Regions from separate parts of the Homo sapiens genome. Here all the other regions are linked to region 3. Evidence: read pairs that join two places in POLR2A ChIA-PET (ENCODE). Cell type or tissue: OCI-LY7. All regions are shown on one strand.

Region 1 (2,500 bases), 560 kb after region 3:
GGTCATCACTCTCCCCTACCACCTTCTCATAGTCCTAATCAGCCCCTATAATTAGATATTTATATGTGTCTTAATATTCTTTTTTCTTTTTTTGAGACAGATTCTTGCCCTGTCACCCAGACTGGAGTGCAATGGCGTGATCTCAGCTCACTGCAACCTCCGCCTCCCGGGTTCAAGCGATTCTCCTGCCTCAGCCTCCCAAGTAGTTGAGATTACAGGCATATGAGACCACGCTTGGCCAATTTTTTGTATCTTTAGTAGAGATGGGGTTTCACCATGTTGGCCAGGCTGGTCTTGAAATTCTGACCTGGTGATCTGCCTGCCTTGGCCTCCCAAAATGCTGGGATTACAGTCATGAGCCACCGCGTCCAGCCTGTGTATTCATATTCTTAAGTATGAGAGGTCCCTGATAGAAAGCCCATGAGTAGTTCGTGTTCTCTCTGAATCACCAGGAACTACTACAGGGTTTTGCATATAGATAGGCGCTTTGCTAGTTTTTATTGAAGGGTTAAAACTGCCATGTTGGGAAAAAGATTTCTCATTTAAACCCAATGAGAGGAATGCTGGGATCATTCCTGTCTTACTGCTGTAAAAGAATACCCGAGGCTGGGTAATTAAGAAATAAAAGAGGTGTATTTGGTTTACAGCTCTGCAGACCATACAGGAAGCATGGCACCAGCTTCTGCATCTTGTGAGGGCCTCAGGCTGCTTCCACCCATGGTGGAAGGTGAAGGGGAGCTGGCGTGTGCAGAGATCACATGACCAGAGAGGGAGTCAGAGAATGAGAGGTGGGAGGTGCCAGGCTCTTTTTTAACAACCAGTTCTCACAGGAATTAATAGAATGAGAACTCACTCGCTGCCCCTTCGCCACAAGGAGGGCATTAATCTATTCATGAGGGGGTCCTCCCACCCCCCTGCCCCAAACACCTTCCATTAAGCCCCAACTCCAACATTAGGATCAAATTTTGCCAGGAGATTTGGAAGTGTCAGATACCCAAACCATGGCAGTTCCCAAGCATAGAATCCGGGTCTTCAGCTGATGCTCAGGTCACCAGCATTGTCTTCTCTCTGGCAACAGAGTCACAGGAGTTGAATTCAGAATGTCTTTTCTTTTTCACATGCTCCTTTAGGCATCCTTAATATCTCAAAGTGGCATCCATGCTATAAAGCCCTCAGGAGAGTCAAGTCATGTGGTGGAAACATATGAGTGAAATCTAGCAAAAAATAATAATAAATAAGATGTAGCGAACCATCTCATCTTTCAGTTAGTGGCATCTCCCTCCAGGGTAAAGAGTAAATGTTGACTAGACCATGTTGTCCGTCCGAAAGAAGGAAAATGGCTTTTTCTGTTCAGAGGCTTTATTGTTTTCTCTTCTGACTGAGACAAGACTAGCTGCACCATTTCTTGGTTGTGAGTTCCTATTTGTTCCCCTGTGCATGCCCCACACCATCTGGCATGGCACTTTGCCCACAGAAGACCCTCAGCAATATCTGTTGACTTCAACTGAGTCACTCTATTTAGCTATTTGGAGGCAAATGTGGTAGAAGTGGAAGAAAAAAAAAAAAGAAGTAATGGAGTTGCACCATTGCACTGTCCAAATTTGAGGATTTAGTGTGGGCACTGGCACTTTTGAGCTGTGTGATCTTAATTCAGTTGCTTGTACTCTGAAAATTTTAGTTAAATAGTGTCATATTTAATAAAATGATATAATTTTTGCAAAGGTTTTGGCATAATACCCATGGAGTGTGTGAGCATATAAGCACACTCCCCTACAAATAACAAATGAATATTTATTAACAAATGCAAAGTAAAACTTAACGCTCCGCAATAATCTCCTAAACGCTCATAAAACCAATATAATCAAAGTATACACACTCCCCCATGATTTTAGCATAAAAAGGCAGAAGATCAGATTTGGTTTGTATCAAGTCACAGAAGGTTTACCAACGACGTTAAGAGAAGGATGAAAATAAGAGGTTTTTGCTTCCTCTAACGTGTTCCTACTTTTCTGAAACAGCGTTGTGGAAAGATATTAGCATATTTGGTACCTCTTGGGACTTTTTTAAAGGGTGCTTTAAAAATATCTTCTTTGCAATATCCATAACACGAGGAAGGTGAGACTCTCACAAGCTTAACAGGAGAAATAGATCAGAAGCTTTTTTTTTTTTCTAAATAAAGAACTTATTTTCATGGTGCCTGGTCTCTCTGACCTAAATTGCAGTAATTCAGTATGTGTGAAATTACTTTTTCTAGGACGAGAAGATCATAGCAAAAAAAAAAAAAAAAAAAAAAAAAAAAGGGAGACAAAAAATGGTGAGAGAAAGAGAAAAGAATATACAATATAGGCAAGAGTTCAGGCTGTCTGATAAAGAGCTTGAGAATAATAAGAAACTAAGTAGTTATAACAAAGCAAACTCAGAAATGGAAACTACTAATAAGAAGGACTAGCAATTATCTCCACTGAGCAGCCATGTTTAGGAGAGGTCAGAAGGTCTTTTA
Region 2 (2,500 bases), 54 kb after region 3:
CTTGCTTGAATCAGCAGCCTGAGCTGGCCCATCCTTCCTTTGCATACTGTGGTAAAGTGCCGCCTTCCCTGCCCCAAGTTCAGGTGTATTTACCTGTATAAAAATAATTCAAAGCACACATTTGCATGGATTTGCAGACTGAATAACCTCACCCTCCATGTGTGGAGATTGTGGTGCATCAGGGCCCTCTACACTCCACACACAGACAGATCTCCAGGCATCTGGAGCACTCCCTCCCCTGAGTTAGGAGTCTAGGTTGCCTCCATTCCCCATGCAGAGAACTTGAGGCCAAGAGATTCCTCAACTCTGTGGCTAGGCACACTACCAGGTGCTTGATGGCCACCTGCTAGATTCTGCCTTGGTGCTGGGGCTTGTGTCTGGCATTAGGGGACCTCTATGCGGGCCTGCTCAATCTGGCCCTGCCCATCTTGCTCCCTGAACTGCCCTGCCCCCCGGCAGGGCTGAGCAGGTAACTCAGATCACTGTGCAATCTATGGATCAGACTGGTGCCCAAGGCACCAAAGAGCTTCTCCCAGTAAACTAGGATGAAGTATATACCCAGCCACGTTGGCTGAAGCCAGCTCTTACTCATAAGTGTCAACCGCTGGCATATAGGTTGAACCACGCAGCCCAATATAAAACCTGCCTACAGAAATGGCTATAGAAGGGAAGGCAAAAGACTCTACCCAATATTCTGTACAGTCACATACCCTAAGAAGTGGGGAAAAGAAAGGGAAAGAAAATAAGTAATATCACAGGGTAAGAAAGAAAAAAAATCCTACCTGTATAAAAATAATTACAAAAGTTAAAAGTGCCATCATCTCCAGATAAGAAGAAACCAGTACAATAATCTGCCATCATAAAAATTCTGAATATAGTGATGCCACTAAAGAATCACACTAGTTCTCCAGGAGCATTCCCTAGCCAAAATGGAAACTAAGAAATGACAGATAAATAATTCAAAACATGGATTACAAGGAAGCTCAATGAGATCCAACCCAAGATGGAAAATCAACACGAATAAACTAAAGTAATAAAGAAAATGAAGGACGAGATAAACATCTTTAAAAGAAACAAGTCAGAGTTTCTGGAATTGAAAAACTCACTTAAAAGTTTCAACATACAATTGAAAGCTTTATCAATAAACTGAACCAAACAGAAGAATATCACAGCCTGAAAATGGTCTTTTGAACTAAGTCAGAAAAAAAAAAACCTTTTTAAAAATGAACAAAGCCTTTGAAAGATATGGGATTATGCAACATGACCAAACTTATGCATCATTGGTGTTTCTGAGAGAGAAAGAGAAAAAGTAAACAACATGAAAAATATATATGGGAATAATTCAAGAAAATTCTCCTAATCCTGCCAGAGAGGTACAAATCTAGATAGAAGAAATCCAGAGAACACCTGCCAGATACAATAGAAAATGAACATCACCAAGGCATATAGTCTTCAGATTCTCCAAGATCAATGCTACAGAAAAAAATCTTAAAGGAAGCTGGAGAATAAAATTTAAAAAAATTAAAAAATGAAAAGGAAGCTGGAGATAAGGTCAGATCATGTACAAAAGGAACTCCATCAACCTAACAGCAGATTTCTCAACAGAGATGTTACAAGACAGGAGACATTAGAGGGCTATTTTCAGCATTTTAAAGAAGAGAAATTCAAACCAAGAATTTTATATTCCCCAAACTAAGGCTCATAAGTGAAGGAGAAATAACATTTTTCCAGACAAGCAAGCACTAAGGGAATTTGTTACCACTAGACCTCCCTTACAAGAGATCTCTAAGGGTGCTCTGAATGTGGAAATGAAAGGACAATATCTAGAATCACAAAAACACATTTGAGTACATAGCCCACAGACCCTATAAAACACCCACACAATAGAAACAATGAAGTAATCAGCTAAGAATTTCATAATAGGATCAAAACCTAACATATCAATATTAACCTTGAATGTCAATGGTCTAAACACTCCACTTAAAAGGCATAGAGTAGCAAATGGTATGAAAATTTAAGACAAATCCATCTGCTATATTCCAGAGACTCAACTCACACATAACAACACCCACAGGATCAAAGTAAAGGATTGGAGAAAGGTCTGCCACACAAATGGAAAACAAAAAAAAGTAGGAGTTGTTATTCTTGTAGCAGATAAAATAGACTTTAAATCAACAACAGTAGAAAAGAACAAAGAAGGGCATTATATAATGATAAAAGGTTCAATTCAAAAAGAAGACTTAACTATGCTAAATGTATACACACCTAACAATGGAGCATCCAGATTCATAAAACAAGTAATTCTCAACCTGCAAAAAGACATAGGTAGCCACACAATAATAGTGAGGAACTTCAACACCCCACTGACAACATTAGACAGATCATTGAGGCAGAATACTAACAAAAATATTCTGGATGTAAATTTGACACTTGACCCATTGTATCTAATACACATCTACAGAATACCCCTCAACCATAGAATATGCATCCTTCTCATCTG
Region 3 (2,500 bases):
GCACCCACTGTCCACCTTGAGATGACCTAAGTTCAAGCCACCATCCTTGGCTCCCTTCCCTCCACATCCAGTTACACTGGCTGCCTTTCAGTTCTTCTAACCTGCCAGACTGTTTCTCACCACAGAGACTTTGCACAGGCAATTTCCTCTGTTTCCTTTTCCATTGGCAACAACTTCTCTGGCGGTTCCCTCTTATGGTTCAGTTTAAACGTCTTCTCCATGAAGCTAGTGCTAAAACGTTTTACATGCGTCTTTCTTGTTAGTCCTATCAACACATGCTTAATATTATCACTGCATTGATCACAACCTATTATCCAGAATTTTCAGTCTTCCCTGCTACAATAGATTGTTAAATATCAAAATAATTAGGATGGCCATTTAATCTGTGGTGCAAACTCAGATACTTTTGAGAATGAAAGGGGTGCTATTAATAACTATGCCAGCACCACAGACTTGAGGCAAAACAAGGTAGACATATGGACAGGGGAGTCATAGTGATATTCTGGTGGGGAAAGAGTGTTTGTTCATTTGTGATTTTTTTCTAGGCAAGGAGAGACACAATAACTACAGCAGAGTTTAAAACTTTACCGAGAAAAAAGGAAATGCTCCACGCTCGACTTGCTGCACAGAGATATTTTAGTTCTACTTTAGGGCTGAAGAGCTTTAGGGAAGAAAGGGACATTTAAAAATAATATTTTGGTTTATATTTCCAAAAAAGATAGTGGAAAGATTTTAAATGTCCACAAAACAAAGAAATGATAAATGATGGATATGCTAATTACCCAGATTTGATCACTACACATTGTATACATGCATTGGAATATCACTGTATATCATGTAAATATGGACAATTATTATGTGTCAACTACAAATAAAATACAAATTATAATACAAATTATAAAATAATAAATAATAAATATAAAATAAAAATAAATGTGTGTGCTCAGTCTCCTTCCTCACAGAGGTATGAACCCTAGCCTGTGTGACTCTCTGCTAAAGACAGGTTTCACTTCCTCCTCTGTTCACCTTAACAACAACCCTGCTGATTCAGAGCTCCATTTCTATCTGCTGCTTTTATTCAGTACCTGCAAGCCAGCTCTCCAAGGCTGTTCTTTTATGTGAACTTTTATAATTTGCCAAAGTAGCTTGTCTAGGATATCCAAGCTATCAGGTGGCATATAAATTGTTGTTTTTGTTATTGCTTTGATTAAAATATTGTGTTGATCTACTCTGATTTTTACTAGTCATATAAGCCCTGCTGTTTTCATGTTCAATTTTGTACAACAAAAGATTTTCCAGAAACACATATATTGGGCCACAGCAGAAACATCTAAATCATATATAAATATATAATATCTGTCAAGTTATTTTGCCCTATTTGCTGGTTTACTGTTTCTTTTCCTGATGAGAAGGCACCTGGGAAAGGGTGCCGCCCAACCCTGGGAAAAGGTGCCTTCTCATCAGGAAAAAAAACAGTAAACAAGCACATCACCAGTGATCCCAGCACTTAGCACAGCAGAATACATGGTAGAATGGCTATAAATTTTGCTATAATAATTGAATTCTTGTGAGTTTAAGGTATGTTAACATATCATGTTTTTAAGTTCTTGGAATTTGGAGCTCATATACTCCATTGGCTTTCAAATATTTTTGGCCACAGCTCATAGTAGAAAATATATTTTGTTCATCCATCGTATATGAACACACACACATGTATACGCACACACATATACATCTATTCACACATATATACACACATATGTGTTTATATACATACATATAAACTGAAATTCTTTCTGTGAAATTCTTAAAGCCAGAAATTTACCTTCACTATTTATGAGTGGTCTCAAGGGGAGAGGAGATGAGCTTTCATTAGATATGCTGAGTTCAAAGTTACGGGTGGATGTCCTAATTGACATTTCCAGCAGGCAATTGATGAAGCATTTGAATTGGGACAATACGCATGACAGTCTAATCTGTAAGAATTGATGAGATCTCAGAGGGTGAGAGCAGAGAAAGGAAAGAGCAGAGGCATGGCAAGTGAAACTTGAGAAATATTTATGTCTAGGACTGGAGGTAGAAAGAGGAGCCACCAAGGATCCCCAGAGGCACCATCAAGAGGTAGAAGAAGGCAAGGCAATGTGGCTTGTAGGGAAACATTTTAGAGAAGAGGAGAAATTGGCAGTATCAGGTATTTATTAATTCAACACTTATTGAGCATATAAACTCCATCGAAGCAGGGCATTTGTTTTCTTCACTGTTCAGTCAACTGAAAGAAAATGTCCAGCACATAGTACATACTCTCTCTTGTCTCTGCCAGCCTGTCTCTGTCTCTTTCTCACATATACACTTTAATATTTATTTTAAATGAAAGAAAAAATTGAATGCCCCTTTCAGTTTGACACCACACTAGACACATAGGAAGTAGAAGTGAATAAGAAGTGTTGCTGCCTTTAAGGTCTTCTCAATCAAGTGGAAAATGAAAATGTCAAGGAGGGTG

Evidence for each region. ChIA-PET counts read pairs that join two places held together with the same protein. Peaks named below come from ENCODE experiments on the same cell type or tissue, not always from the same donor. Only the 100,000 strongest peaks of a DNase experiment are listed, where the experiment ranks them.
Region 1: POLR2A ChIA-PET joins it to region 3 with 6 read pairs; 2 of 35 experiments call an interaction of 5 or more read pairs at or near these places.
Region 2: POLR2A ChIA-PET joins it to region 3 with 5 read pairs; 2 of 35 experiments call an interaction of 5 or more read pairs at or near these places.

What each region holds. Positions count from the first base shown.
Region 1 is chr3:6,813,449-6,815,948 of GRCh38, forward strand. No RefSeq gene overlaps it. Among named protein-coding and RNA genes, the nearest start is that of GRM7-AS3, 9.2 kb to the left of the region's middle. In OCI-LY7, no CTCF peak of the experiment used is centred here; no DNase peak of the experiment used is centred here.
Region 2 is chr3:6,303,522-6,306,021 of GRCh38, forward strand. No RefSeq gene overlaps it. Among named protein-coding and RNA genes, the nearest start is that of GRM7-AS3, 500 kb to the right of the region's middle. In OCI-LY7, no CTCF peak of the experiment used is centred here; no DNase peak of the experiment used is centred here.
Region 3 is chr3:6,249,352-6,251,851 of GRCh38, forward strand. No RefSeq gene overlaps it. Among named protein-coding and RNA genes, the nearest start is that of GRM7-AS3, 550 kb to the right of the region's middle. In OCI-LY7, no CTCF peak of the experiment used is centred here; DNase peaks (open chromatin) are centred at 570 and 1,010; H3K4me3 peaks cover 886 bases; H3K27ac peaks cover 1,654 bases.